Linked DNA regions of Mus musculus: region 2 is linked to region 1. The links are chromatin loops, found by intact Hi-C in ENCODE. Cell type or tissue: left cerebral cortex. All regions are shown on one strand. Links, peaks and the distances in the headings refer to the core of each region. The heading gives the core; the rest is flanking DNA.

Region 1 (11,182 bases), core at 4,622-7,121:
CATCCCACAGTGCCTCCAACTGCCTGCGGCTCCATTCACAGCATCTAGGGTAGTGCTGCCCAGTACAAATATAGTAGAAACTGTATGTGTGGTTTTAAATGTTCTAGCAGTCCAACTGAAAAACAAAACAAATAAAGCATTATTTAATTTATTTAAAATATAATTTCAATATATATCAATATTAAAATTGTTAATGGAAACATAGATCAATGGAATAAAATAGAGAGCTCAGAAATTAACAGGATACACACATAGTTGATCTTTGATCATTCTTTTTAGTGGAAAAAGGACAGTCCTTTTAACAAATGGTGCTGGGAAAACTAGATATCCCTGTGCAGATAGATAAAGCTAGACCCTTTCACCATGCAGGAAAAATGAATGCAGTATGGATCAAAGACCAAATTAAAAAATTAATACTATAAAACACTTTGAAGACAACACAGGGGGAAAAAATCTGTATTGCATTAGATTAGGTAATGTTTTCTTATCTATGACACTGAAAAGATAGACAGAAGGTGATAAGACCAATTGAACTACTTCAAAATCTTGAGTTCTACTTATCAAGGGACACATTCAAGAGTGAAAAGTGGTGTGGTGAGCTGTGCCCTGGACTGTGAGCCACAGCAAGTCCCTTCCTTCAGTGCCTTTGTCAGGAAGTCTGTCACAACAATTAGACAAGTAGGTAATCCATGTTCTCAAGCTGTTTTGGTCAGAGAGGACAAAGCCTACTAATACAGCACATAGGGGAAGAACGGAGCAGGGCACATGATGTGGGAGTGACAGGGAGATCTCTGCTTGGACATCTGGTGCAGTGCTCTGAATGTTTGTGTCCCCCAAACCTATGCATCGAAATCCTAACCCCCAGGGTAGGATGAGGAAGTGTAGCTTTTGGAAAGCCATCGGACCATGGAGAAAGAAGCCTAGTGAGCAGTACTGGTGCATTTTAAAAAGAGGCTGGACATGACTATGATCTTGAAGAGCTCTGGGAAAATATGGAACTTTACTGATGAAGTACAGTTGGGCCTGGTAGTTTGATAGAAGATCAGAAGTGGATTTTGTAGATGTATCCTGACTCTTAAGCTGAGCAACCCATTGGATGGCATTTAAGGTTGCCTATCAAGAAAGAAATGGTAACCTTAACAGCATTCAGAACACACCTCCAGAAGTGAGTGTGTACTTTAGAGTTTGGCCTTTGCTTCTAGAGACTGGAGCCTGTACTTCTGCAACTTTTCCCTGATGGAGCACTGCCTTTTTCTGGATGAAGGAACTAGAACTTTTTTAACAGAAAAGGCAAGAAAGGGCTCAATAGCTTTCTTCCCCCTTTGACAAGTAGAATAAATTTAAAAATTAACTTGTTGAGTTTGTTGTTCTTTATAAAAAGAAAAGGAAGCCAGGGATATGTTTAGTGGAGGCACAGTATGGTATGGGAGAAGGCGGTGCCTCTGCTGACCCATGCTGAGGCATCCCTTCCCCCTGAGGTACCAGCCTCAAGACGAAGGTATACTATAAAATAGAGTTTATTTAGGGCATGGAGAGGGGAGTTGAGGGGGGAGTAGAGACAGAGAAAGGTAGAAAGGGAGAGAAAGAAAGAGAAAGAGTAGAGGAATGGAGTAGAACCTGGCCATGAGCACATGGGGGCGGGGGATAGGGAGACTAGGGACAGAAAGTAAGGGAGTAAGAGCAGGAGAGTGAGAAGGGGGCAAGTAGACCCTTTTATAGTGAGTCAGGCATACCTAACTGTTGCTAAGTAACTGTGGGGTAGAGCCTAGAGGAAATGCCAACAGAGTTCACTTAAAAAGAAGACAACCAAACTGTCATTAAAAAGGACTAGGAAACAAGCTTTAGAGGAAGCTAGTTTAATGACAAGAACTAAAAGATAAGGCCAGCTGATGACACCTGCAGCTGCTGCCCCACCAGCATCATAGGATTGGGGAGGGAGGACTAAGGAAAAGCATATGTTTATTCACTTATGAACTCCTATTTCGAAGCATTATTCACAAGAGTTAAGAGGTGGACACAGCCTAATGTCCACTGACAGACAAGGAGATAAAAAAGAATGTGATGGATATAGAGAGTGGAATATTAGTCTTCAAAAGGAAGGGCATTGTGATACAGTATTACAACATAAAAGGACATTGAGACAGCTGAGTGAAAAGAACCAGACAATAGAAAGCCAATAGTTTTTGTACTAAGTAACCCTGGTTAGTAGTAACCCTGGTTAGTAGTAACCCTGGTTAGTAGTAACCCTGGTTAGTAGTAACCCTGGTTAGTAGTAACCCTGGTTAGTAGTAATGTCGGCAGATGATGAAGGTACAGACTGCGTGTGACTCTCATCTGCTTGGACTACATCCTGAACTAGGGCTTCAGCTCATGCGAGCTATAGTGTAAGCCAATACAGATAGCGCTGTGCTATTAGAATTCTTTTGTTGTTGTTGTTATTGTTGTTGTTTTTGGTTTTGGTTTTTTGAGACAGGGTTTCTCTGTGTAGCCCTGGCTGTCCTGGAACTCACTCTGTAGACCAGGCTGGCCTCGAACTCAGAAATCCGCCTGCCTCTGCCTCCCGAGTGCTGGGATTAAAGGCGTGCGCCACCACGTCCAGGTATTAGAATTCTTAACTCCATGCCTAGATCCCATTTATCCATGTGTTTAATAACTAAAAACTATCATTATATGCCAAGCATTGTGTGACATGGTAGAATTTGAAGAGGAAAAGGTCAGAAAGTTTGGAAGTATTAGGAATGTCTGCCTGAATGACCAGGGCCTGTGGTAGGATAATCCCTGTCTGCCCAGCCCAGCAGTGCTTCCTTAAAAAAAAATGAAACAAGATTTTGACATAGATGTGGGAGGTATCACAATGGTAGACACGGTTCCCACTGACTTCTCTTCTGGGTGAGCTGCAAATTGAGGACTTCTTTCATTTCTAATTGCCACATTTGGAAAAGACAGACACAAATTTTTATGTGCGCAAAGGACTGAGGATATAGTTTGGTGATTGGCTGTGCTCAAAGAACTGATCCCAAGAGAGTCTGCAGAATGAATTGAAGGTGCTTACACTGCACAGGCAGTTACTAAAGTGTAAGATGAAGACCTTCAACCATGAGACAAGTCAAATACAGAAAGAACTTGTTGGTTGTGTAGTAAACAGTTAAGTTATCTGTGCCTACCAGGGAGATCAACTAAGAAAGTAAACATCACAGTTGTGATCAGCTGAGCCTTGTTGACCCTCATAAGAGCCTGCAGAGCAGGCCATGTGAAAGTCTATCTGGGAAGGCATCTGGGCTGCACCCTTTCCCCCTTCCTCAACAGTGGGTGCTTCTGAGTTCCCTTAGAGCTATGGCTTTAACATGCAGGCAAACACAGATTGTGTTTGGGTACTGCATCCTGTAGGGGCAGTGCCCATGCATAGTACTACAGCATCTACCCCCCTAAAGTTTGTCAGCGTCGAGATATTTGGGGTATATAGGAATGTGATTTACCATCCCTGTCACCTATTTGAATGATCTAAGGCTCAACCCCACTAGCCTACTACATTCTTACTTGTTTCTGTAGCAATTAAAAGTTCTGGGAAATGTGTCATTTTAGCATTTGGTTAAATTTAACTTTTTTGTTTTGAATCCATAGAATACTCATACTGTTCTGAAATTAGGGGGTCCATGGAGGCTAATGGTTAGCTAATGGCAGTATAAATGTAGTGCCTTTGTATTTTTCACACGTGCATATTATTCCACTTTCTAGATATGCTATAATTGATTTGACTGTCTCTTTTTGATAATCGATTAGGTTGTTTCTCATCTGTTGTTGTCCCAGTGCTGGCTATGTATTCCATACTTTATATATGTGTGGGTTTATCAATAGGCTGAGTTCCTATTTATACGAGAGTGGCTGAGTTGAATAAAAGAGAACATTTCCATTTTTGTTTTAGTGGATTTTATAAATGGTGAGTGAGCATATCTATTTTTGAAGCCTTACCCACTGGATATAACCTCAGATGTCACTGGTTTTTCCCAAGCAAGCAAAAGAAAAGCAGATAGTTCTGTATTCCTCACAGTGATAGAATGAAGTGCTGTACGTCTGATCTTGTGGACTTTGTAATAAGGTCAGTGAAGACAGTTGTCAATGAGACTAAGTCTGTAGGATGAGGAGGGATGCTGGATTTGCAGGGTGAGCCAGGGAGGGCTTTTATTTTCTAAATAAATGTTCTTCAGAGATTCTTGTAAGCATGCCAGCCTGCAAGCTATTTAACTTGAAAACTATGTGGCTTACACTGGAAATTTTCAATTAAAACAAAACAAATGTAATTTCAGAAGTAAAAGCACATCCAGAACAAACCATTTATAATGCTTTAACATCTTTTAGTTTAAATTTAATAAAGTAATTTACTTTTGTATTTGAAACAAAATTTAGGATTCAAGTCTGTTTCCCAGTAACAAATTTACTTTGAAAGCAGCTTTCTCACACCTCCGTGGAACAAGTGCTGGCCACTTGCCTCTTCTGCTACCCTAGCCTTGCTCCCAGCCCTACCCCAACCCCTTAAGTCTCACCCCACTTCCTGTATTTTTTCTGTGGGTTTGAGTGGGTTTTGGCAAAGACTAGAGTCTTTTTCACTGGGGACATTGGCATTTCACAGCCTCTCTGCTCATTAGCAGTCTGATCCATTTGCTCCCCAAAACACTTGGGAGAAAACCAGCTCAATCTAGTTTCCTCTAGAACAGATTCCACTATCAGCAGCTCAGAGCTCCTTTTGCTTTCTGCATGGTGCTTACTAGTTCCAAATATGTTTTGGTTAATAGTAATACCATCATCCTACTCACCAAGTTGAAGTCTGTCTCCATTCACATGGACACAGAACACATACCCTGTACTTTCAAAAGAGTTTTCAGAACCCAGCTACCCCTCATTGCCTCAGTTTCTCCCAGCCTGATGCCAGCCACTGTCGTCTCCTGCCTGGACTTCTTCCATATTCTCATAGATGCCCCTGTGTAGCCTCTGGCTTTTCCCAGTTTGTTCTTAGTACAGCCAGTGACGCCATGCTGAACTAAACACAAGGCAGATCCTGTTAGCCCTGTATTTAAAGTCCTCCTTTGGATTGCCTGTCTCAGAGAAATTTTAACATCATTGTCTGTCTGCACTATCCCACCCCCACAGCTCTTTAACCTGGTCTCTTTCTGCCCTCTCTCTGCTTCTGCCACCATTTCAACACCTACTGCCAGATGCTATTTCTGCCTGGAATATACTTCCCCATATACACAAGACATCTCACTTCTTCATGTCCCAGCTGATGTCCCAGGGCTGGGAATTGAAAACGGCCTTGTACACGTTAAACAAGTGCTTTTCCATTGAGCTATGTGCTCAACTCCCAGCTCTTCTTTTAGGACTGGGTGAGTAGTCACTGTCTGAGACAGTGCCAGTGAACAGGCCCAAGAGTAACTGCTGAAACAAAGCAGATACTTTCCTGAAAGTGCCCCCTGGAGTAACACATTTTCTCACATTTCATTGATTACACCTAACCTTGGTTAGACAGGGAATTAATTCCAATGAGTCTGGGAAAGTGAGCCTCAGTATTAATGGTCCTAATAACCATTAGCTTCTTGAGTTCAGAGATGGCATAAACTTAACAAATCTAACCTACATAAAGGTATTTGTATGTGTGCTCACTATATAATACTATTCTAAGACCCTTTCCATTGGTGCTAAGTATTGAGCTCCTTGTCTCTGGAGATGCTCAGACAATGACTGTTCTAACCACCAAGTAGTGGTGCATTGAAGGAACCTCATACAGAGGCTAGGCTGGCTAGACTGAGTCTTTAAGTAGCTCTGATTCTGGGGCCTCTGTGTTTATAACATGCTTGCCCTTCTGAGCTTGAAGAATAACGTAGCATTCGCTTTAGAAGTGATAACATCTGAGTGGAACAGGCTATTTCTGTTGGTGATTTGACAGAAACAAGAATTGTTTGAGGGGTGAAAGCAGAGAGCTTAGGCCCTGTGCTCTCGGTTGAATTTTAGTTTTAAATGCAGAAAGTATTAAGACCTATACGCACTCAGTGGGTTAAACTAGCTCAGCTCTGGGCTCTGCCATTCTTTACCACTGGCAGACATAGGGTTAGACAGATTTGAACTTTGTGTAAGCTCTTTATTTTCAACAGAACTCTGACTACTCCAACCAGCAGGTCTGCTGTATTACCACAGTCTTGCCCACACACACTCCTGATGGAAGATGGTTTCCTATGTGTGCTGTTCCGTTGTAGCGTGCTGTTGACTCATTCTATCCCACTGTGACAGTTCTCTATTAGCTGTAACAGGAAAAATACAGCTTATCTTCTTTTTTTATTATTTTATATCATTTTTTTCCTGTGCATGGGCACACATGCCACAGTGTACAAATGGAGGTCAGGAGACACTTTGTGGGACTCGTTTTCTTCTTCTACGATGTGGGTACTAAATATAGAGCATGTCAGGCTTGGCAGCAAGCTCCCTTACCTACTAAGCCATCTTGTTGGGCCACTGCCCCTCATCTGACAGTGAGAAAAAAGTAAGAATCATTCTAACATTGAAATACCCTTCAGGCTGGTTGATTTTATGACAGATTGACACAGCTGGAGTCAGCAGACAGGAGGGAGCCTCAACTGATAAGGTGCCACTGTAAGAGTCGGCTGTAGGCAAGCCTGTAAGGCATTTTCTTAATTAGCAATTGATGTGGGAGGGCCCAGCCTATTGCGGGTTGTGCTGTTCTGGTGATCCTGGGTGCTATAAGAAAGCAGTTTGAGGAGTTGGAGAGATGGCTTGGTGGTTAAGAGCACTGACTGCTCTTCCAAACATCCTGAGTTCAAAATCCAGCAACTACATGGTGGCTCACAACCATCTGTAATGAGATCTGACGCCCTCTTCTGGTGTGTCTGAAAGACAGCTACAGAGTACTTAAATATTCGGCTGAAGCGAGTTGGGCTGGAGCAACCACATGATGGCTCACAACTATCTGTATAGCCTTGGCTGTCCTGGAACTCACTCTGTAGACCAGGCTGGCCTTGAACTCAGAAATCCTCCTGTCTCTGCCTCCCTAGTGCTGAAATAAATAAATCTTAAAAATAAAAAACAGAGAGAGAGAGAGAGAGAGAGAGAGAGAGAGAGAGAGAGAAAGAAAAGGAAAGGAAAGAAAAGAAGAAAAGAAAAAGCAGTTTGAGCAAGCCAGTAGTAAGCACCCCTCCTCCCTGGTCTCTGTATTAACTCCTGTTTCCAGGTTCCTGCCCTGTTTGAGTTCCTGCCCAGACTTCCTTCAGTGGTGGACTACGATGTGGAAGTGTGAGCCATGTAAACCCTTTCCTCTCCAAGTTACATTTGGTCATGGTGTTTCATCACAGTAGTCCTTACTAAGATATCCTTTAATGCTTTTTAAAAAAGAAAAGTCAAGTCACGTCGTGGTGGCACACGCAGGCAGATCTCTGTGAGGTTGAGGCCAGCCTGGTCTGTAGAGTGAGTTCCAGGACAGTTAGGGCGGTTACACAGAGAAACCCTGTCTCAAAAGAAAAAAAAAAAAAAAAAGGAGGAGAAAGAATAAGACATAAAGTAGAATAAAGAAAAAGATGGGAAGAATGACCACCACCCACCAAATCCACTGGAATAACTGTCAAAACTCTGAACCATGCATAAGGAGATGTGAAAATAAAAGGGCTGTGTGTGCTGTAGTATTATATATATATAGATATAGATATAGATATTCAGGGTAAATGTAGCCTACAGGGAAAATGGACTTAATCAGAATGAGACCTTCTATGATGGGCATATCCTGTCCTCCTCCTTGCTTCTGGAGTTGCTACACCTGCACCAGCCTCTTTCCTTGTACCCCTCCCGTACCCATTTCTTGAGAATAGACATTGTTTAGATCTGGAAATCCCCTACTTTCCCCTTATCCTTTCCCCCCTGAGGGCCTATAAAAACTGGGACCCCTTTCCCCTCGTGGTCAACTCCTCTACCCCTGTGTGGGATATGAGTTGTCCCCAGAGCTCTGACTTTCCCCAAATAAAGCCTCATGTGGTTTGCATCAAGTTTGGTCTCTCGTGAGTTTTTGGGTGTTCACTATTATCCCGAGGCCTGAGCGAGGGGCTCCTCTTGGAGTCTTTCACTGGATGTGTGAGCACCCTCTGATCCTTGGCTTGCCTAGGTGACAGTGTCGTAGGCACAGGGAGGAACTACAGCTTTCCCATTGTTGGGAATACAGGTGGTAGGACAACAAGCAGGAAAGACAGGCTTGGCTCTTACACCCTGCCTGCATCCATACTGAAACTTGACTTGGTCTCTGGGCCCAGTTTGAAGGAGACAGAGGCATTGTCATGTTCTTGTATGTGGGAAGACTATGAAAAGAAAAACCCTTGTTGGCCCAAATGTTTAAACAGGAATTACACTGGGTCTTTTGTTCTCAGTCTAAACTGGTCAGAATTAATTTTTAGACTCAAAAAGAATGGTTCTCCTTCCCTCCTCCTTTCCTTACTATAAGCTGAGTTACTTAATGCAAAGATATAGGGAGATGAACAAAGAAAAAAGTGTACAATTTAAACATATCAAATGGTACAGAGCATCCAAGCTCATTCTCAGGACAACTACCAAGGTGTTCCTGCCTTACAATTCATAGCTAAGAAGCACACCAGCTCCTTGTGAACACTCACAAGATATAAAGTGAGCAGTATGTGATAAGGGGCCTGAAAAACAGATAGATTCAGAGACTGTAAGATCTTCATCATACTTTTTTTCTCTTTTTCTCCAGGCTTAAGGAAAAGTGGCTTTCTGCAAATAACTGACAAAACTGACCTTAGAAGCACTTCCCAGGGCCTCATGGAGTAGCTGGAATTTGTACTACAAGGCTTTCTTGCCTACTGGTTACCTGAAGTGGTTGTCGCCATGGCCAGCAAAAGGAAGTCCACCACCCCATGCATGATCCCCGTTAAGACCGTGGTGCTGCCGGGTGCCAGCACAGAGCCTCAGCCTGTGGAGTCTCTGCCTGAAGGTCCCCAGCAGGATCTTCCCTCAGAGGCACCTGATGCGAGCAGCGAGGCAGCCCCAAACCCCAGCAGCACTGATGGCTCTGCCCTGGCAAATGGGCACCGGAGCACTTTGGATGGCTATGTATATTGCTGTAAAGAGTGTGAGTTCAGGTCCCAGGATGTGACCCACTTTATAGGACATATGAACTCAGAGCACACAGACTTTAATAAAGACCCAACTTTTGTATGTACAGGGTGCAGTTTCCTGGCAAAAAACCCTGAAGGACTTTCCCTGCATAATGCCAAGTGTCACTCAGGGGAAGCCAGCTTTTTGTGGAATGTGACCAAGCCAGACAATCATGTAGTAGTGGAGCAGAGTGTCCCTGACAGTGCTAGCTCATCTGTCCTAGCAGGTGAGTCTACTACGGAAGGGACTGAAATCATCATTACCAAGACTCCAATCATGAAGATAATGAAAGGCAAAGCTGAAGCCAAAAAAATCCATATGCTTAAAGAGAACGCTCCTAATCAGCCTGGGAGTGAGGCCTTGCCTAAGCCATTGGCAGGGGAGAGAGAGGTTAAAGAGGGGGACCACACTTTCATCAATGGGGCAGCTCCAGGCAGTCAGGCATCTGCTAAGTCCACAAAACCCCCTCCTGCTGCCAATGGGCCCCTGATAGGAACAGTGCCTGTCTTGCCAGCTGGTATAGCACAGTTCCTCTCCCTCCAGCAGCAGCCCCCAGTACATGCCCAACACCACACCCACCAACCCCTGCCTACATCCAAGACCCTTCCGAAAGTCATGATCCCCTTGAGCAGCATCCCAACATATAATGCAGCTATGGACTCCAACAGCTTTCTGAAGAACTCCTTCCACAAATTCCCCTACCCAACCAAAGCTGAGCTCTGCTATTTGACTGTGGTGACCAAGTATCCAGAAGAACAGCTTAAAATCTGGTTCACAGCCCAGAGGCTGAAGCAAGGAATCAGCTGGTCTCCTGAGGAGATTGAAGATGCCAGGAAAAAGATGTTCAATACAGTCATCCAGTCTGTGCCTCAGCCCACAATCACAGTTCTAAACACCCCGCTTGTTGCCAGTGCTGGCAATGTACAGCACCTCATCCAGGCTACTCTCCCAGGTCATGCTGTGGGACAGCCTGAGGGCACAGCAGGGGGGCTGTTGGTCACTCAACCACTGATGGCCAATGGGTTACAAGCATCAAGCTCATCTCTCCCTCTGACAACTGCATCTGTTCCCAAGCCAACTGTGGCACCCATTAACACTGTGTGTTCAAATTCGGCATCAGCTGTGAAAGTTGTCAATGCAGCCCAGTCACTCCTCACAGCATGCCCCAGCATAACTTCCCAAGCTTTCCTTGATGCAAACATCTACAAAAATAAGAAGTCTCATGAACAGCTCTCGGCTCTGAAAGGAAGCTTCTGTCGGAACCAGTTTCCTGGGCAGAGTGAAGTAGAGCATCTGACCAAAGTGACAGGCCTCAGTACCAGAGAGGTGCGGAAGTGGTTCAGTGACCGGAGATATCACTGCCGGAATCTGAAGGGCTCCAGGGCCATGATGCCCGGAGAGCATGGCTCTGTTCTCATTGACTCTGTGCCAGAGGTGCCCTTTCCCCTGGCATCTAAAGTTCCAGAGGTGACCTGTATCCCAACAGCAACCTCACTAGTAAGCCACCCTGCCACCAAACGACAATCTTGGCACCAGACCCCAGACTTCACACCAACCAAATACAAAGAAAGAGCCCCAGAGCAGCTGCGAGTCCTAGAGAACAGCTTTGCACAAAACCCACTTCCCCCCGAGGAGGAGCTGGACCGCCTAAGAAGTGAAACGAAAATGACTCGAAGGGAAATTGATGGCTGGTTCTCAGAGAGGCGGAAAAAGGTGAATACTGAGGAGACAAAGAAAGCTGATGGGCACATGCCTAAGGAGGAGGAGGAGGGTGCTGAGCAGGAGGGTAGAGATGAAGAGTTGGCCAATGAGCTGAGGGTCCCTGGTGAAAATGGCTCTCCTGAAATGTTTCTTAGCCATGCCTTGGCAGAACGGAAGGTCAGCCCCATCAAAATCAACCTCAAGAACCTGCGGGTCACTGAAGCCAGTGGCAAGAGTGAGTTTCCAGGGATGGGTGTCTGTGAGCCTGAGGAAGATGGTTTGAACAAGTTGGTAGAACAGCCACCAAGCAAAGTAAGCTACA
Region 2 (11,182 bases), core at 5,291-7,790, 65 kb before region 1:
CCCCCCAGTCCCTCTGTCCTTAGTTGTATTTCTCTTCCCATACATGAATATTATTATTTTACTTGCGTATAAACTTAAAAAGCATTAAAAAAGATTTATTTATTTAATTTAAAAATGTTTATGTATATGGGTCCTTTGATGGTATGCCTGTTTGTGCACCACGTTCATGCAGTGCTCAAGAAGGCCAGAAGAGGGCATCAGATCCTCTGAAACTGAATTAGAGACAATTGTTAGCTGCCATATAGGTGCTGGGAATACAACCTGGGTCCTTAGGAAGAGCAGCCAGTGCTCTTAACTGTCCTAACAACCTCTCCAGTCCATTTAAAGAGCTTTGTAAAGGATAATGATCCAATGAAACATTAGGATCAGTTATATCACCTATGCTATTTTATTTATTAGTGTAAAGATTAATAATGAGTTATACTTATTTTTGGTTCCTGAAACTTTTCATTATAAAAAGTATTTATTGAAAGCCATCATTGGGGCTGGGATATGGCTTAAGTGGTTAGGAGTATTTGCTGCTCTTGCACAGGACTCAGGTTTACTTCTCAACATTCACATGGTAGCTAACTAAGAACATTCTATAACTCTAGTTTCAGAGCACCTTCTGCTGTACAAAAGTATACATGCAAATATACACACAGGCAAAACCCATACACATAAAATAAAGTAAGCAAATCTTTAAAAAAGAAAAGAAAAGAAAATCAATAGAGACATGGAAATTTTAAATAACACTCTGGGGAGATGGCTAAGAGAGTAAGAATGCATGAGGACTTGAGTTAAAATTGCCATCACTCTCATTAAAAAATGGAATAATAATTTTTTAGATTTAGTTTATGTGTATATTATGTGTATGCCTGGTGCTCTTGAAAGTTAGAAGAGGGGCTCAGATCCCCTGGATTTCAAGTTCTAGATGGTGGTGGCTACCACGTGAGTCCTGGAGCAGAACCTGGGTCCTCTGCAAGTTTAAATAAAAAGAAAGAACCCTAACATGCTTGAAAATAACTTTACATTTTTCCTTTTTCCTAGTTTTCCTCATGTGTATAATTTTTCCATGGCTGGATTGTACAACTCAGCATTTGTTAGTGTCTCTGAAGTGCCATGGTACTATGAAACCTGCAAACTTAGTTATAATCATTTACAGTTTACCTTAACCATCCTCTCATTTGTTAGATTTTTTAAATTATTCATAGTCTTCTTCTGAAGACTACTTGTTTTGTTGAACATACTGTCTTTCTCTACAGGCACCTAGATCTACCTTTTCTCTCCGAGAGTGGGAAGAGAGCTACATTTCTTTAGAATTTGCAGAGTGGGATGAGTAACTCTGAAGCTGTTAAGGACAGGAGATGCAGTAGTTGTAGAAAGGATAGCTGGGAGAAGCGAGATTCTAGCTAAGTCAGTAAGCAGAATGGTTGCCTAAAATGTTAACATGGAGTTTTATTAAGTCTTATATTTTAAAAATGATTGCTACAAGGGAATTTAACATTATTAGCATTTGCATACATAATCTTGCTGATAATCTGAGATATGGTTAAGCTCAAACATATTCTGAGCTCTATTAAATGTGATACTTCTTAATAAATCTTATATTAAAGTAATTATACTGACCCCAGTTATCTAATACCCCTCAAATATTAACCTTGGCCTGTGTTTCCTCCCAGTTTTGGGAACCCAAGGTACTATTGTCTGTTCAGTCCTGCACAAAGCTGTAACCTAGACAGAAGGGCCTTCCTTGGATGGAGCCATGTCTTCTGATTGGCTAGAATTGTATTTTCCAGAATAGCAGTCACATTTGTTTCACTAAGCAGAAACCTTCAGAAAATCAAAGAGCTATTTGGTTTTGAATCTCTATATCCTTACACTGGGCACAATGCCCAGCACATAGCAGATGCTCAAAAACACATTTGCAGAATGAAATGTCTTGAGATAGTCCTGAAATGTGTGAATAGTACAACAGCCTCCACTTAGCTCTTCTGTAGCTTAATGTCTTCTAAGTCAGTCATTCCTCATGATAGACTCTCTTGATCCCCATGCCTGTTTCTCCTCATTGTCTGTAGCCACTGTTGACTACTAAACACTTGTAAGGTACATGGCCAGATTTCCCAGAAGTAGTGTAGTTTACAGTAATACATTCAAGTGTACATTCTTATTTTATTTTGTTGAGAAATCCCTGGCTGCTAATGTCTTTGTACTTAACTTGTTATCAAGCCTGGTAATTAAAAAAAATGCTGTGTTCATTGTTGTCTTCTATTTTAGTGTTGCTTGATGAGCTTAATGAACTGTTCATTCAGTATCCTCATCTTTAGGGAAATCCAAGGAGGAACATTGTGGAAACCTCCCTCCAAATTGGCAATAATACCTCATTCTGTGCTTCTCAGAATTTAGTTACAGTGCAGGTTCTGATTCAGTAGGTCTGAGTACACCCTGAGATTATACCTATGTAGCAAATTCTCTCAAAGGTTAGGCTGATAGTATGGTATCTCCTGGATCATACTGTGTGTAGCAAGGTGGAGTTTTGGAGTGAAACTGCTTGTGAATGCAAATCATCAACATTTGGCTGGCTATGCAGTTCCTATCATGCCCTCAGGATAGTCTTTTTTGTTGTTGTAGTTGTTGTTGTTGTTGTTGTTTTGGTTTGGTTTTTTTTTTTTTTTTTGAGACAAGGTTTCTCTGTATAGCCCTGGCTGTCCTGGTACTCACCTTGTAGACCAGGCTGGCCTCGAACCCAGAAATCTGCCCACCTCTGCCTCCCAAGTGCTGGGATTAAAGGCGTGCGCCACCACCACCCAGCAGGAGAGTCTTTCTGATGCTCACTAGATAAGCAGAGAAAACAAGGTTGGTGTTGTTTCACTAGCCTTTAAGAGCTGTCCACCCCGTTGTTCACGTTTATTGGATTCCAACAGTGCAGCTCTCATCCAGCATACCAGCCTCTTTTCAAGTTGCTTGTCATTTAGACATTTGATGAACTGTCCATCTATATTGGGTCTTTTGTTTGTTTGTTTAGTTTTTGGTATATTTTCATATACCAGAAGGTTACCAAAAAGATGAAAATTTTGTTTATATGGTACTGTGAATTGAATCCAGGACCTTAAACATGCCAAGCAAGTACTCTGCCACTGAACTATATCCCTAGCCTAAACAGACAGTTTTAAAATCTTTGTCTATAAAGTATGCTATAACTGATAAAATTATAAGAAATGTTAATGACATTCAGCATTTTTTTTACTTTATCAAAATTTTTATAAAATGAATTCATCTCTGCATTAACATTTTTAAATGGAAAAGATACTCATGTAGATAGGAGCCTTTAAGATTAGCCAAGTGAATTCTTTAGAACACAGGGTAATTCTAACCCTAACCCCTAATCCTAGAACACAGGTTAAGAACACAGAAGTACAGATGTCCCTTTTCTCAGACTTAACTCTCCCTCCCTCCCTCCCTCCCTTCCTCCCTCCCTCCCTCCCTCCCTCCCTCCTTCCTTGTGTGTGTATGGGGGGGGCGGGGGATGGAGAACCTTCTGCAGTCTAAACCAGAAGTCTGCTATTTAGTTACAACCCCCAAACTCTATCAGTGATTTTTGTTTCAAAAAATAATTATTATTCTAAGATAGAGAACTATTTATTACATCTACTTACTTTGTAGAATTCATTGTGATTTCTTTAATGGATTACAGGATGGAGATAAATTTCTACTAAGTAAAATTTTTGTCCTTTTGCTCAGATTTTTAAATACTACCTCTTTTTTGTCAGCTTGCTGATAGCCACTTGGAATATAGTGAATAAGTAAAATATAATCATTTCTCTGTGGCATTTTCACCTGGAGTGCAAAAAGCTTGAAAGACTCATTGGATTGTTTAAGACAGTCTTAACTGACATTAATTAAACTGTTGAAAGGAAAGAGACAAATTTTAAAACATTTGGTAGACATATCCAAATCCTGAATTGGTAGAGCATGGTCATATCCTTAGCATGCTACCCAAGGGAGACAGAGACCTCCTTTGTAGAAAAAATGGGAGACACCATTCTGTATTCAGTACCATGATATAACCAGCCCCTTACAGATTTGAAGTGGAACAAGAAGCATCTTTATTTCTTCTCTATTGGACTGACATTGAGTTTGGAGCCACTCATCCATGGACTTGACATTGGATAACACAACTGGAATTAGATTATTATTCAATAGTAATGTAGTGATTATTGAAAAAGAGACCGCTCTGCCTAGGAATCAATCCCATCAGCAGACACTAAACCCCCACACTATTGCTGATGCCAAGAAGCACTTGTTGACAGGAACCTGGTATGGCTGTTTCCTGAGAGGTTCTACCAGCACCTGACCAATATAGATGTAGATATTCAAAGTCAACCATTGGACAGAGTCTGGGGACCCCAATGGAAGAGCTAGGGGAAGGACTGAAGGAGCTGAAGGAGATTGCAACCCTATAGCAAGAACAATATCAACTAACTGGACCACCCAGAGCTCCCAGAGACTAAACCACCAACCAAAGAGTATTCATAAAGGGATCCACGGCTCCAGGTACATATGAGCAGAGGACAGCCTTATCTGAAATCAATAGGAGGGGAGGCCCTTGGTTCTGTGGAAGGTTGATGTCCCAGCATTAGGGGCATGCTAGGTGGTGAGGCAGGAGTGAGCGAGTGGGTAGAGGAGCACCCTCATAGAGGCAAAGGGGAGGGGAGATAAGATGGGGGTGTGTGGATGGGTAACCAGGAATAGGGATATCACTTGAAAATGTAAACAAATAAAATTATTAATTAAAAAATGGTTATTTGTTCAGGAATATTTTCTAGGGTATATTAGCATGTCTAAAAAATGCTCTGATTTCTTCCAAGTGTTTCTAAACATGCATGTCTATTTAGTTTAATATACTACTAGCATTAAATATTGAACTATATATATGCCCCCAAATAAGCAATATTACAGAGCCCTGAAATTCAAAGGAGCTTTACAAATATTTAGAATACCCATATTTCTAGTGCTGAAACGTTCCAAGCCTATTTTTCAACATTTCTAATGATGCAGAATATCTAGGCATAGGCTAAGGGGACCATGGGGAGATAATCTAAAGGTAGGACTGACAGGTTGGAGACATAGCTCAGTGGTGGTTAAAGGGTGAGTAGTACTCTTGGAGAGAACCTGAATCTGGTTCCCAGTACTCACATTGGGCATCTCACAACTGCCTGTAATGCCAGGACATCTGCCTTAGAGTTTTATTGCTGTGAATAGATGCTGCCATGACTCTGGCAACTCTTACGAAGCAAAGCATTTAATTGGGGCTGGCTTACAGTTCAGGGTTTTAGTCCATTATTGTCATTGTGGGAATCATGGCAGCATGCATGGTGCTAGAAAAGTAGCTGAGAGTTTTTCATTTAGATCCACAGACAGCAGAAAGAGAGGGTGACACTGAGCCTGGCTTGGGCATCTGAAACCTCAAAGTCTGTCTGAATGACACATTTCCTCTAGCAGGGTCACACCTCCTAATAGTGCCATTCCCTATGAGCCTGTGGGTGCCATTTTTATTCAACCTGCCATAACATCAGATGTCCTCTTTTGTACATCTTGCAGCATTACTTAAACATGCACACTCCCCATACACATAATTTTAAAAATATATCTTTAGAAAACAACAACCTCCAAACAGGACTGGTAGTATCTGGCTAATTGTACCTATGTCAGTGTAGTTTTTCCAAATACTGTCCTAACCAGATAAGACTAGTCTTTTGTAGGCTAATTTCTGTCTATGAACCTCTATGTGTTGTTCTTCAGCAAATTTTGAAAATCTTCAGTTCTTTTGTCTTAATTTGTAACTAGCATATAGTTAAACTGTGTGCAACTATTGTGGGCCAGTCACTTTTCTAGATAACAGGGATGATGCTACTGTGTAAAAGTCACCACCATAATGGAGATCTCAAATCCATAAATAATAGGGTCTAGAGTTACAGTCAAATTGAAATTTAAAAAACAAAAGTGTTTGCGTCACTCTAAATTCGAATTTAAGTGCTGTTGTTGCTAGCTTTAGTTCTTCACAAGTACCCATGATTGCTTAATGACTTAATGTTGACTTCTCATAGGTAGCTTGATCTAAGAGGGAAAGAAAACACCTGAGACGGAAGCCAGAGCCCCTCTATAACCTTGTTTTGGAAATGACGCTCCAGCACATCTGCTGTATTTGTTAGAAGTGAGTCAGTAAACTGGCCCACATTGCAGCAGAGGAGGTTACCCAAGGGCATGAATACCAGGAGGCAAAGATCATTAGTGACCATCTCAGAGTGTGCCTAACACAGAGAGTGAGACATAAGCAACTTTAACATATCACTTAAATGTTTTCAGTTATAAGTGGCAAATTTGTGGTAATGGAAATTATTGCTTTCTTTTTGTTTTATTCTATTTAATTTAAAAGACTTTACAAATATGCAAAAAAGAACATTATAAACATTGGCTATTATTCTGATGCCATTGTAGATTTTTCTTACCTGTATCAATGTTAGGACTGAATTGTTAGCTAATACCAACTTGTACCAATGGTTAACCCTGATGAGCTTTTACCCTGGTAGGTAGACTTTATGCATTTACTAAGTATTATCTTACGTAATCCTCAGGAACTCTCTGAGATAGACACCACTACTGTTTCTGTTCTACAAATGAAAACGCTTACATTGTGAATTTCTGATGGTGGCACAGGCAGTGTCACCAGCTAGTGGGCAGCACAGAGTAAGAGGAGGACAGGCTGGAGCTCACACATCCAACTGTAGCACTATTTTTGTCTTCTTTGATAGAATTATTCAAGTGCTAAATTAACCCAGGATTCCCTGGGAAATAATTTGATGATGTTTACTTACTAAATTTAGTATCATCTTGTTAGTGGGTGAGTTCCCCCTTTTACTTTTTAAATGAGGAAACCAAGGCTTAGGCAGATGAGCTGCCTGTCTGTGGTTATGCAACAACCTTAGGTGTTGGCGACAGCAGCATCCAAGAGTCAGGTTCCTGATACTAATATTAGCATTATTTCCTTTAAAATCTAAGTATTTAGCTACAAAGAAGATCAAGGTTTTAGTAGAATAGCTTAGGAAAATAAATGTTTTGTCTTGAACTGCTCAATCTGTTAGCTGGGATTCATAATTAGCTAATTTTATTTAATTATTTTCCTTTTATTGTTTTGTTGTTGTTTTGAGACAGAGTCTCACTGTGTAGCTCTGACTGGCCTAGAATTCACTCTATACAAGGCTGGCCTGGAACTCAAAAAGATCTGCCTGTCTCCACCATGCTTGACTAAAATACTTTATATTTTTAACTATAATTTCTGAGGAAAATATATATTTTAACTTCCATAACAAAATACAAAGGACCTCTAGATACCATTAAGGAAAACTATAGTATATAAACATTTCAGTAACACTAAATTATATATAATGTGCATGCAAAAACTTTATTGAAAGTGGAACAGCTAAAAGGCACTCCATAATTGAGTTTGAGGTTTTACATTTTATGTACATGTACACAGTTTATATGAAGATAACTGATGAAGTCATCTTTCATATGTGAATGTCTCATTTATAGTTCTCTGCATCACACTTTTATAATTCAAAGAATGCTATAATATTTCAAAACAAATTGGTAAGCGTTTCCCTTACAAGAAACTAAAAATGGAATAGTTCTGGAACAACTGAGTTACAGTTTTTTCAGTCACATAAATGTGTGTCCCAGTGCTGTTTTTCAAAGCCAGAGGACAAACATTCTAATTGTGGAGTTAGAAAACAAGAGGAGCACGGTCACCTGACTGTACTTGTTTGGTAAGAAGTGAAGCACAATTATTTTAAAAATACTTCTGTAAGTTTCTTCTTTCTCATTTTGGGCATAACAGTGGGCTTTATTGATAGTATATACAAGAGTGGGGCTACCTAAGCCCTTCCCCTTCTTCTGAGGATCTCAGGTACAAAGACTGAGAACAATGTTCAGTGTGTTGGGGAGCTGAGTGAGGCAGGGATTTCCTAGCAGCTGAGAGCCTCCCTCTTCCTCTCATGTAGAAAACAAAATGCATAGAGTTTGAAGACTGCAGTCTTGGTGAGAAAGGCTGTTTCTTTGAGCAGCTGTAACTGAATAGCCAACATGTTAAAGAAAATCTCAGGAAGGGAAACTAATAGGTATTGATACTCTTAGGAAACTGGAGATAGTGGAAAGACATAGGATTGGTTGTTGCTTGTACATCGAGGTGGGCAGGGGAAGAGATGGATCGGTTCTGAAGAAGAGGCTGATTTTGGTTTGGCACAAGCAAAGGAGCTTCAGAGGAACTGGGTTGTCCAAGAGCTGATATGCAGTGTACAGCTGGCCTATGGTGAGAGGAAGCTGGCTTTGGGAATTGCTGGCATGTAAAGTGAGACCTGAGCAACTGGAACAGCATAGATGAACACAACAGTCAGTGGCCTGAGAGTCAGAGAGTCTAGTAAAGCATTCTGCTTGGTGCCTTATCAATACCAAATGCAGTACTTAAATTAATTATTTGATCAATAGCTGTACATTTAAGAATCATTATACAATAAGTATTTTATATTTTATAGTTGAAGCATGAAATACAATTTTATTGCTATAGGGAAGCCAAATTGTATTACATTTTCTTTTAAAGTTATGCATATAATACCCAAACATATACTTAACATATCCAAAGCTTTCCACTTTGACCTTTCTCCTAACCCTTTGTCCTCCAAAGATTTTTAAGATGGTTTTCTATTTACTATTGCTAAGAGAAGCTGTGTCTGAATAGACAGTAAGTTAGAAATTGGAGATTGTGATTCTTCATGCTTGCCTTTGGCTCATAGCTGTGTTTTGTTAGCATTCATTGACTAGGCTTCCTGGAAGAGGTACTTACCTTTGCCCTTTGTGGTGAGTAGTCTTGATGCTATAGGACATTCAGCTTCACAGTGGAGGGCTAAATCCCTGTGTCATGAACTCTGGGGATCTCTACACAACTGAATAGATGCAGTAGAGAGGTGTGTTATTTCCATGGAATAGAAAACCACTGTTCTGTGAGTGCATGTACACAAGGCCACACAACCAGATGGACGTCAGGGAGTTGTGATATGTCTTTTTATATGCATTTACATTTTAGTATGCTTATACCAACCTCTCACTGTTAGAGTAATCTTTAGTAAATAATAGTAAAAAGTAGCCATGAGCCATTGCCTATTTATTATTTTAAATACTTTCACTGGCCCCACTTTACTGTATGTAATGAACTTAGGATTCTAGGTTATAGCTGATATCTGAACCTCATTAGAGGTATTAAAAGCCTAGTAGACATCTGGGGCATTACTCTTAGTGTTAAATATACATAAAACTATGTATTGAAGATTTCTACTTGGCAGGAAGGGTGAGAAGAGAAATATATGATTTCCTTTGATATTTGCAGAATCTAAAAACATTAATCCTGAGCAAAAGCTCTGTAAAGCTTCTGGGCATGTCTTTGATGTTGTCAGAACTGTCCTGCAGTCTCCATTTTGGGAAACAGTACTATCCTGGATTTAGTAATTAAAGCCATAAAGTTGAGCTCCATCCTTAAACTCTGTTCCTTATGTGCAGCTCATCAGAAACCTGCTGATGCCTCCTGCTTCCAGAACACAGAGAACCTTCTCCATTGCCAGCAGCCCACTGTGGGCACTAAAGCGGACTTCTATACCAGCCATTTGTTTTCTTTTTCTGCTCATATTCTAGCCCTACTACTATCCATTTGACACTTCACCCAGAGTGCTCTTTTTTGGAAACCTAAGTCAACTATGTTAGTGTCTTTTTTCACTCCCTCTTACTTGAACCCCCCCTCCCCCCACCCCATTTCCATCTCTTGTATCCCAGGCTGGCCTTGAACTCATTATATAGCCAAGAATGACTTTGAATTTCTGATCCTTCTACATCTATTCTCAAGTGCAAGGATTACTAGCATGCTGACATTACCGTCTCCAGTTTTATGTAGTCTTAGACCAATTGAGCATACAGCCCTCATTTTAATCTGTTGGTTTCTTAGTGTTTGTTAGTTTGGTTTCTGTTAACATTTATAAAAGAGGATCCGATAAGCAATTTTCTTTGTGGGAGTGGGGGGATGTTGTGAACTCTACTAATGGTATTCAAGAGAGTAGGGTTCCCTAAGTTCCTCCCTCCTCCTGGGGATCTGGGATGGAAACTGTAAAGGGAGATGCTTAGTGTTGGGACAGGAACTTTTCAGTAACTGAGGGCCTTTTTCTTCCTACATTCTTGCTGGGGCACGTGGCCCAGGGCTCCTTACTCCTTGGAGGCTCTGTAGGCCATGAGGACCACTACCCTGTTGCTGTAGTCATATTCATTGTCATACCAGGAAATGAGCTTTACAAAGTTGTCATTGAGAACAATTTCAGCCCCATCATCAAAGGCAGAAGAGGAGGCATCACTATTAAGTAGCAGGAGACAACCTTGTCTTCAGTGTAGCCAAGGATGCCCTTTTAGTGGGCCCTTTGATGACTGCTTCATCACATTCTTGATGTCATCATACTTGGCTTTCTTCAGGCAATATGTCAGATTCATGATAGATACATTGGAATAGGAACACATAAGTCAGTGAGCTTCCTGTTCGGTTCTAGTATGGCCTTGCCCACAGCCTTGGCAGCACCAGTGGATGCAGGAATGATGATCTGGGCGGCCCTATGATCATCATGCTAGAGCTTCCAGAGGGGCCATCCATAGTTTTCTAGGTGGTAGTGATGGCATAGACTGTGGTAATTAGTCCTTTCATAATGCCAAAGTTGTCATGAATGACCTTGGCCAGGGAGGCTAAGTTGATGGTACAGGAAGCATTGCTGACAATCTTGAGTGAGTTGTCATACTTCTCATGGTTCACACCCATCACAAACATGGAGACATCAGCAGAAAAGGCAGGGATTATGACCTTTTTAGCCCAACCCTTCAAGTTGGACAGGCCTTCTCCATGATGGTAAAGACACCAATAGACTCCACAACAAACTCAGCATCACCCCACTTGATGTTGGTGAGATCTCACTCCTGGAAGATGGTGACAACCTTTGAAAATGACAAGCTTTCCTTTCTCAGCCTTGAATCTGCTGTGGAACTTGCCATGTAGAGCCTGTAGGCCATGTAGTTGAGATCAGTGAGGAGGTAATGATCTGTCTGCTGGAGTTGAAGGAAGCCC

The links. A loop is a pair of places that touch in the nucleus more often than their neighbours do. Peaks named below come from ENCODE experiments on the same cell type or tissue, not always from the same donor. Only the 100,000 strongest peaks of a DNase experiment are listed, where the experiment ranks them.
Region 2: it touches region 1 in a loop (1.9-fold over the local background); 2 of 42 quality-filtered maps call a loop at or near these places.

Annotation. Positions count from the first base shown.
Region 1 is chr2:160,779,953-160,791,134 of GRCm38, reverse strand. It overlaps Zhx3 (zinc fingers and homeoboxes 3), which reads left to right. Exons shown (of 4, transcript NM_177263.3): 3 at 8,756-11,182. The coding sequence starts at 8,890. Among named protein-coding and RNA genes, the nearest start is that of Plcg1, 54 kb to the right of the region's middle. In left cerebral cortex, for the core only: no CTCF peak of the experiment used is centred there; DNase peaks (open chromatin) are centred at 4,645, 5,022, 5,194 and 6,087; H3K27ac peaks cover 2,275 bases.
Region 2 is chr2:160,845,570-160,856,751 of GRCm38, reverse strand. The region is part of intron 1 of Zhx3 (zinc fingers and homeoboxes 3); the gene reads left to right. Among named protein-coding and RNA genes, the nearest start is that of Zhx3, 22 kb to the left of the region's middle. In left cerebral cortex, for the core only: a CTCF peak has its summit at 6,716; a DNase peak (open chromatin) is centred at 6,721; H3K27ac peaks cover 351 bases.